Regions from separate parts of the Homo sapiens genome. Here region 1 is linked to region 2. The links are chromatin contacts, found by Hi-C or POLR2A ChIA-PET in ENCODE. All regions are on one chromosome and are shown on one strand. Each heading gives the region's core, a stretch centred on a gene start or an enhancer-like site at or near the end of the contact. The rest is flanking DNA. Distances are from core to core; before and after follow the strand shown. Region 1 overlaps HDAC11 (histone deacetylase 11). Region 2 has its middle 12 kb from the start of NUP210.

Evidence for each region. Hi-C counts contacts between places; a loop is a spot of excess contacts on that map. ChIA-PET counts read pairs that join two places held with the same protein, here RNA polymerase II (POLR2A). Pooled maps may share reads with other maps.
Region 1: a map of K562 shows a loop between it and region 2 (5-fold over the local background). The contact joins two enhancer-like sites. A Hi-C loop is called at or near these places in 7 of 168 maps with a recorded cell type or tissue (CD4-positive, alpha-beta T cell, CD4-positive, alpha-beta memory T cell, CD8-positive, alpha-beta T cell and 3 more), 6 of 37 single-sample maps with no recorded cell type and 16 of 50 pooled maps. POLR2A ChIA-PET finds 5 or more read pairs at or near these places in 20 of 52 experiments (A549, B cell, CD4-positive, alpha-beta T cell and 15 more).

The regions. Positions count from the first base shown.
Region 1 is chr3:13,482,722-13,487,102 of GRCh38, forward strand. HDAC11 (histone deacetylase 11) reads left to right here. Exons shown (of 10, transcript NM_024827.4): 3 at 743-843. Among named protein-coding and RNA genes, the nearest start is that of HDAC11, 4.6 kb to the left of the region's middle. RefSeq lists a silencer at 648-942. Within about 2 kb of position 2,575, at least 26 of the 41 ENCODE cell types and tissues checked have a DNase peak (open chromatin) inside an H3K27ac peak, as active enhancers do.
Region 2 is chr3:13,429,817-13,434,451 of GRCh38, forward strand. No RefSeq gene overlaps it. Among named protein-coding and RNA genes, the nearest start is that of NUP210, 12 kb to the left of the region's middle. Within about 2 kb of position 1,580, at least 2 of the 41 ENCODE cell types and tissues checked have a DNase peak (open chromatin) inside an H3K27ac peak, as active enhancers do.

The sequences.
Region 1 (4,381 bases), core at 1,325-3,824, 54 kb after region 2:
GGGTGCAGTGAGCTATGGTTGTGCCACTGCACTCCAGCCTGGGCTACAGAGCAAGACCTTGTCTTGCATTTATTTATTTGTTTATTTATTTATTGAGACAGGGTCTCACTCCCATCACCCAGGCTAGAGTGCAGTGGCGGAATCAAGGCTCATTGCCACCTCAACCTCCCTGGCTTAAGTGATCCTCCCACCTCATGTTTTTGATATTTTGTAGAGATGCGGTCTCACTATGTTGTCTAGGCTGGTCTTGAACTCCTGGGCTCAAGCAATCCACCTGCCTCAACCTCCCAAAGTGCTGGGATTACAGGCGTGAACCACCACACCTGGCCAAGACCCTGTCTCTTTAAATGAATTAAAAAAAAAAAAAGGGCGGGGGGAAGGTGGAGGGGGAATTCCTAAGAAGAGTTTTTCTCACTCTGAGGGTCAACATCCCTGACCCTTGTGCCACCTGCTCCTGAAGGTTGTCTAGCACACCTGAGCTCTCCTTGTGACTATCAGTGGCTTGGGAAACATGGGGATTGCTGTGTGTACGATGTTCATTGCTCCCTGGCCAGAGGGACTGGCCACTGTCCACAGTGGCTGGGGAGGCTACCCCTTCTCAGAAGGCCCACAAGCCAGCAGTGCCTACCTACCCCTGGGGCAGGGGCTGCCACAGGCCAAGTCTGCAGCCTGTGGGAGGGTCTGGGGCTGGCCCTGGCCTTGAGGTCAGTGGGGAAGCAGGATGCTCCCTCTGTGGTTTCAGAAGAGAAGCTTCTGTCTGACAGCATGCTGGTGGAGGCGCGGGAGGCCTCGGAGGAGGACCTGCTGGTGGTGCACACGAGGCGCTATCTTAATGAGCTCAAGGTACAGGATGTCGGGCCTGGGGGGCTGCGGGCCTGGGGCAGGGGGCTGCTGGCCAGGAGTGGCCAGAGGCAGGAGGTGACTCAGCCTGGGGAAGCCAAGTCTCACAGGGCACCCATTCATGTCCCTAGTGTTGGAGGAACATGGGAGTCTGTGGTCCCCAAGAGAAGGAGAGAGGTCATAAAAAGGCAGACCTCAGTTTGGGCCAGGCCACTCTGAGGGTGGTGTCCTCCCCTTCTCCAGGGCGTATGAAAGCCTTCATAGAATTTTAGGCTTCTACATTATGACTTTCAAGCTGTGCTCTGTCGACACGCCTCCGAGACCCCAGCCCCTGTCCTCCAACCATACATAGCTCTTTCACTTTGGTCTATTTTGTTTGTTTGTTTGTTCATTTTTTTGTTGGTTTTTGTTCTTGAAATGGAGTCTCACTCTGTCGCCCAGGCTGGAGTGCAGTGATGTGATCTCGGCTCATTGCAACCTCCGCCTTCCGGGTTCAAGCAATTATCCTGTCTCACCCTCCTGAGTGAGTAGCTAGGATTACAGGCGCGTGCCACCATGCCTGGCTAATTTTTTTTGTATTTTAGTAGAGATGTGGTTTCGCCGTGTTGGCCAAGCTGGTCTCGAACTCCTGAACTCAGGTCATCTGCCCACCTCGGCCTCCCAAAGTGCTGGGGTTACAGGCGTGAGCCACCGCACCCACCCTATTTTTTATATTGGGCTGAAGTTTAAGACTCTGGTCTAAGTACTTCTGCTGAAGTTTTGTTGAAAATTGTTGGTCTAAAAACTAATTTGAAACCCTCAGGGCTCAGCAGAGAAGAGAAACAAGTGGGAGGGCCGGTGGTAGAGTCTGAGGTGAACTCCTGCCCCTTCCCAAGGGGCGGCTCCTCAGCTCCACTGTGGGCCCGGCATGGCCAGAGCACCTGGTCTTCAAAGAGAAGCCAGGAATCCAGATTATTAAGTGACATTTCCTGATTTTTTTTTTGAGACTGAGTCTCGCTCTTGTTGAGCAGGCTGAAGTGCAGTGGCACGATCTCAGCTCACTGTAACCTCCGCCTCCCGGGTTCAAACAATTTTTCTGCCTCAGCCTCCGAAGTAGCTGGAATTATAGGGGTGAGCCACCACACCCGGCCCTGATTTCTTAATGTGGCACTCATTATAAGATTGTAAAAGCCCACCTGTAGACCAAACTGGGCACACTGGCTGCCTGCTTGTGACCTCTTTCCAGAGAAGGACACAGCTCCTATTAGTGGCTGAAGTTCTGAGGGCTGAGGCATTCAGTTCAGTGCTCTTTGTAGGAACAGAGGGGAGGTTGGGGCGGGGGCTTGCATTGGAATCTGGTACTGCCAGCCTGCCTTGGTGGGGGTGGGGTCAGGGATGCCTCAGGTTATCTGCCCCAAGAGTGTGGGAGCCCTGACCCCCAGGCTCCCTGGCTGAGCTCACCTTAGACTCAGAGCCACAGTGGATGCCTGAGGCCAGCAGGCCCCTCTGCTCCACAGGTGGAAAAGCCTAGGTCCAGAAAGAGGCTGTGCTCAAGGTCACCTGGGAAGTTGGCCGGGCCTTGGGGAGACCCCTGGCAGGTCATCCAGTCCAGTCTTCTAGGTTCCCAGTCAGGGCTGCTGCCTCCCTGCTCCCCAACCGCAGCCTGAGGTGTGAGAATTCTAGATAGGGCCACGACAGTGTGAGCACATGAAAGATTACCAGGAAGAGGTTGAAACCTGGCTCCTGGGAGAGAGAGGGGTGTGAGGCCTTGGCAGGAAGCCCAGTGCTTGGCTGCCCTGGTTTCCTGGGGCCCAGGCATGCGTGGTCACAGTCCACAGCCTAGGGCTGGGCCAGGAGGACATGCCTGCCAGAGTCCCGAGGGTGAGGGGAAGGAAGGGACAGGAGGCGCTCAGCTGGGGCAGGGAGAAACCAAAACAGAATGGTGTGATTGAACCAGGCTGGGGGTGGGGGGCCTAGGTTCCAGGGCCCCACCCATTTGAGGGGCCTTCAGGGGAACTGTGTTGGGCAGGCTGCATGCCTGGCCTTGGTCCCCCAAAAGCCTGAAAGCAGCTTACTATGTGATATATAATAATACAAAATAGCTGGGTGTAGTGGCATGCACTTGTAGTCCTAGCTACTTGGGAGCCTGAGGCAGGAGACCTTGAGCCCAGGAGTTTGAAGCTGTAGTGAGCTATGATTGCACCACTGCACTCCAGCTGGTATGACAGAGTGAGACTGTCTCTTAAAAAAAATAATAAAAGTATTAACAGGTAGAGTCCCAAGTAGAAAACTGAGGTTGAGGGTAGGAGGAGAATTCAGGTATGTCCACTGAAAAAGTTAACCAAGATGGTGATCCAGCTGCATATTTGGCTTGGAGCTCCCTGGCAGTCAGAACAAAAGGAGAAACATGATGGTTTCTACGGCACCTATTAAGATGAAGAAGTAGGCCGGGTGCAGTGACTCATGCCTGTAATCCCAGCACTTTGGGAGAACGAGGCGGGCGGATCACTTGAGGTCGGGAGTTTGAGATCAGCCTGGCCAACATGGAGAAACCCTGTCTCTACTAAAACTACAAAATTAGCCAGGCATGGTAGTGCATGCCTGTAATCCCAGCTACCTGGGAGGCTGAGGCAGGAAAATCACTTGAACCTGGGAGGTAGAGGTTGCAGTGAGCCGAGATTGCGCCATTGCACTCCAGCTTGGGCAATAAGAGTGAAACTCCATCTCAAAAAAAAAAAAAAAAAAAAAAGAAAAAGATGAAGAAGTAGTCAGTCATTCAACACATCTGTATTGAATGCCAACTGTACAGAGAGAATAAGACAGCAGGGCTCTCTGCCACCATGGATTTGCATTTGAGTCGTGGAAGATTAAAATTAAGGAAGCAACCACCCAAGAGCATTTTAGAGAGCACCAAGGGCTATGAAGAAAGTGAAAAATAGAGGGTAATTGGATGGTCAGGGAGGGCCTCACAGAGGAGGTGATGTTTGAGTTGAGACTAAACAAAGGAGCAGGTGATACTCATGTAGAGGTGTTTTTTTTTTTTTTTTTTTTTTTTGGAGAAGGAATCTCGCTTTGTTGCCCAGGCTCGAGTACAGTGGTGCGATCTCAGCTCACAGCAACCTCTGCCTCTTGGTTCAAGCGATTCTCCTGCCTCAGCCTCCCAAGTAGCTAGGATTACAGGCACCTGCCACCATGCCCGGCTAATTTTTGTATTTTTAGTAGAGACGGAGTTTTCACCATGTTGGCCAGGCTGGTCTCGAACTCCTGACCTCAAGCAATCCATCTGCCTCGGCCTCCCAAAGTGCTGGGATTACAGGCATGAGCCACTGCTCCTGGCCCTCATGTATAGCTTTGAAGGAAGAATGTTTCAGAATCCCAGGCCTGGAGGGTGGAGGGGACTTGATCTTCCAAAGGGGAGAAGAATGCTTGGGAGGCCGGATGGAAGGGAATAAAACATTGTGGCTCGTACACGGTGCAGTTAGGGAGGCCAGAGCCCCAGGCCACACAAGGTCTTGCAGGCCGTGGGAGGAGTGTATATGTTGTTCCAGGGACCTTGGACAGT
Region 2 (4,635 bases), core at 330-2,829:
GATAGTGTTTTACCATGTTGGCCTGGCTGGTCTTGAACTCCTGACCTCAGGTGATCCACCCATCTCAGCCTCCCAAAATGCTGGGATTACAGGCAAGAGCCACCACACCCGGCTGAGTCCAGCCAATCTGGACAGCCTTTTGCTACATACGTCTGCAAGCCTTGACTGAAAATCTTTGAGAGCAGATGTTTGTTGGGACTCAGCAACCGATACCCCAAAATATGGAGCTTTGAAGTACTCAGCTGAAGAAGCAGCCTCAAGGTCTCGCTGACCTTTCTCCCACTCCTGTCTGTCCCAAAGCACAGCATGAAGTTGTTCTCTGAAGTTCCCTTATCTGTCTAAAGTCTGGACCTGCCAAAGAAGAAAACAATTATCTCCAGTCCCTTGCCATTTTTTCATTAACTGAACCCATATTGCAGGAAGAAAAACCAAAGTCTGTCAACATGTTACAGGAAAGGGGTCCCGATCCAGACCCCAAGATAGGGTTACTGGATCTCACACAAGAAAGAATTCAGGGCAAATCCATAAAGTGAAAGCAAGTTTATTAGGAAAGTAAAGAAATAAAAGAATGGCTACTCCATGGACAGAGCAGCCCTGAGGGCTGCTGGTTGCCCATTTTTATGATTATTTCTTGATGACAGGCTAAACAATGGGTGGATTACTCATGTCTCCCCTTCTTAGACCATATAGGGTAAATTCCTGACATTGCCATGGCATTTGTAAACTGTCATGGTGCTGATGGGAGTGTAGCAGTGAGGATGACCAGAGGTCACTCTCATCACCATCTTGGTTTGGGTGGATTTTAGCCGGTTTCTTTACTGCAAACTGTTTCATCAGCAAGGTCTTTATGACCTGTGTCTTGTGCCGACCTCCTATCTCATCCTGTGATTTAGAATGCCTTAACTATCTGGGAATGCAACCCAGTAAGTCTCAGCCTCATTTTACCCAGGTCATATTCAAGAAGGAGTTGCTCTGGTTCACATGCCTCTGACAAACACACCTGTTATGGAAAGGAGTCTGGATCCAGACCCCAAGAGAGGGTTCTTGGATTTCATGCAAGAAAAGAACTTGGGGCAAGTCCATAAAGTGAAAGCAAGTTTATTAAGAAAGTAAAGGAGGCCAGGAGTGGTGGCTCACACCTGTAATCCCAGCATTTTGGAAGCCCGAGGTGGGTGGATCACGAGGTCAGGAGTTCAAGACCAGCCTGACCAACATGGTGAAACTCTGTCTCTGCTAAAAATACAAAAATTAGCCAGGCATGGTGGTGCATGCCTGTAATCCCAGTTACTCAGGAGGCTGAGGCTGGAGAATCACTTGAACCTGGGAGGTGGAGGTTGCAGTGAGCTAAGACGACACCACTACACTCCAGCCTGGGCAACAGAGTGAGATTTCGTCTCAAAAAAAAAAAAAAAAAAAAAAGAAAGTAAGGGAATAAAGAACAGCTATTCCATAGGCAGAGCAGCCCAGAGGGCTATGGTTGCCCTTTTTTTTTTTTTCAAGACGGAGTCTTGCTGTGTCACCCAGGCTGGAGTGCAGTGGTGTGATCTTGGCTCACTTCAAACTCCGCCTCCCGGGTTCCAGCAATTCTTCTGCCTCAGGCTGCCGAGTAGCTAGGATTACAGGCACCTGCCACCGCATCTGGCTAATTTTTGTATTTTTAGTAGAGACGGGGTTTCACCATGTTGGCCAGGCTGGTCGCCAACTCCTGACCTCGTGATCCACCCACCTTGGCCTCCCAAAGTGCTGGGATTATAGTTTTCTGGGAAAGGGATGGGCAATTCCCAGAACTGAGGATTCCTCCCCTTTTTAGACCATATAGGGTAACTTCCTGATGTGCCATGGCATCTGTAAACTGTCATGGTGCTTGTGGGAGTGTAGCAGGGTGTGGTGGCACTGTAATCCCAGCTACTCAGGAGGCTGAAGCAGGAGAATCGCTTGAACCTGGGAGGCAGAGGTTGCAGTGAGCCGAGATTGCACCACTGCATTCCGGCCTGGGGGACACAGCAAGACTCTCTCCCAAAAAAAAAAAAAAAAAAAAAAAAAAAATATATATATATATATATATATATATATGTGTGTGTGTGTATGTATATATATATATGTATGTGTATATATATGTATGTGTATATATATATGTATGTGTGTATATATATATGTATGTGTATATATATATACTCCTGTGAACAAAATTTGGAGCATATTTGTTCCTCTCTACTTGATTTCTTCAGAATTTGGGAACTATTTGTGAATATACTCAATTTATGGCAGTATAGTTAATTACACAAGTGCAATAAGAATTTGCTTTCTTTTGTAACAGGACACAATTGGAAAAATTGGTTATTTTACCAAGGCTTTGAATGGAATGGTATACTTCCTTTAAAGAATCAAAGTTGACTTATAGAGCCAGTTAAAGCCCATTAGGGAATGTGGCCTCATACCTTGTCCACGCAGAGTCCCTGTACAAAGTTCCTGACCTGTGGTAAATAAACAATGTCACTTTCTAACAGACCCAGGAATCCCAAGTTATCTTGGGACCTCAAGAGGAGAGGAGTTTGCCCAACTCATAGGTATTTGAGGGTAAAAACCCATGGCTGGGCTCAGCTTTTAAAAGTCTTATTTGAGATTCTTCATGGAACAGAGTTCTATCAAAGCCAATTAAAATATCCTAAGTGAAAAATAATTATTCTTGCTGTACTTTATGCAAATAATCAGGCCAAGTACAGTAAGACTAAAGTTTATTTTGTAAACAAATCAGTTCTATCATGATTTGTTTTTAATAAAAATGGGGACTGGAGAGAGAAAAATTATGCTTCGAAAGAAAACTAGGTCAGGCACAGTGGCTCACGCCTGTAATCCCAGCACTCTGGGAGGGTGAGGCAGGCAGATCATCTGAGGTCAGGAGTTTGAGACCAGCCCAGCCAACATGGCCAAACCCCATCTCTACTAAAAATACAAAAATTAGCCAGGCGTAGTGGCATGCACCTGTAATCCCAGCTACTTGGGAGGCTGAGGCAAGAAAATTGCTTGAATCTGGATGTGGAGTTTGCAGTGAGCCAAGATCATGCCACTGCACTCCAGCCTGGGCAACAGAGTGAGACTCTGTCTCAAAACAAACAAACAAACAAACAAACAAACAAAAAAGAAAAACTGTAGTATACTGTTGTTAGCTGTTCTTGAGGTTTTTTTCCGCAGTTTAGACTAAATTCTAAATTCCTTGTGGGTTAGAAGTCCCCAAACTAATGCTTTCAAATCTTTGCTTTTAAAATTGGGAATTGTACTCCTTATCCTAGGACTCACTATTTTACCTTATAGTAGGCTGTTCACTTAAACACTGTAGTAAAACTATAGCTGAGAGTACTAATGTTTTTGCCACGCGAGCCTCAGAAGCCCAGCCAGGCCTGCATGAGTACGCTCAAGACAGTTGCAAAACAGTTCCATTCTTCTCACCTTGGGGTTCCATTCTTCTCACCTTGGGGTTCACTCCCATTCCCACTACATCCCGTCAGCAGGAAGAAGCCAGAGCCATCGACGGTCTTTTCCCATCTTCATAGCCTACACCTTAAGATTAAGGTGCTATAAAACCCAAAGGGAGGGATTGAAACTGCCTTTGCAAAATTATGACTGAGACAGTGAAAGAATTGACTCCATCTTGCTTCTAATTTCCAAGCTGTCCTTGTTCATTCCTGGGCGTAGGCTGAAGTAACTTTGGGAGAAACTTAGTTTATAGTTTAAACAAAGACAGTAACAGCCCTTTCCCAAAGCAGACCTCCTTGCTTGGGGACTAGATTGCCTTTGTAGGACTAACATTAGCCACAAGATTAGAAATTACGGTTTAGGAGTCATGCAGCTGGAGGCTACAAGATTCTGACCCTTCCTAAACTGCTCCTAAGGTCAGTGCTTGATATGTTTTGCAGACCCTGCACTTAATGGATCAGCTGTCCCCACCCAGATCAATAAACTGGCTCATCTGATCTTCTGGCCCCCACCCAGGAACAGACTGAGCGCAAGAAGACAGCTCGGACTCCCTATGATTTGATTTCTGACCAATCAGCACTCCTGGCTCACTGGCTTCTCCCCACCCACCAAGTTCTCCTTAAAAACTCTGCTCCCCAAATGCTCAGGGAGACTGATTTGAGTAATAATAGAACGCCGGTCCCGCACAGCCAGCTTTGCGTGAATTACCCTTTCTCAATTGCAATTCCCCTGTCTTGATAAATCGGCTCTGTCTAGCCTAGGCAGCAGGCAAGATGAACCCCTTGGGCCATTACATTTATGACCTGTATCTTGTGCTGACCTGCTATCTCATCCTGTGACAGAGAATGCCTAACCATCTGGGAATGCAGCCTAGTGGGTCTCAGCCTCATTTTAACCAGCCCCTATTCAAGATGGAGTTGCTCTGTTTCAAACACCTCTGACACAGCTAGACAGACTCTTGTCACAAACCATTGTCTGCACTGCAGGCCCAACAGACTTTGTCCCAGGCCTCTGTATACTCTTCAAGCCCACTGAATTCCCCTTAAAAATCATATACTAACCCCCTAACCTTATCCACACTTTGCCATCTCCCTTTCCCCTAAGAAGAAGGGTATATAAGCATCTGTACCCCATGGTGCAGTGGAGCAATCAGTCTGTGAT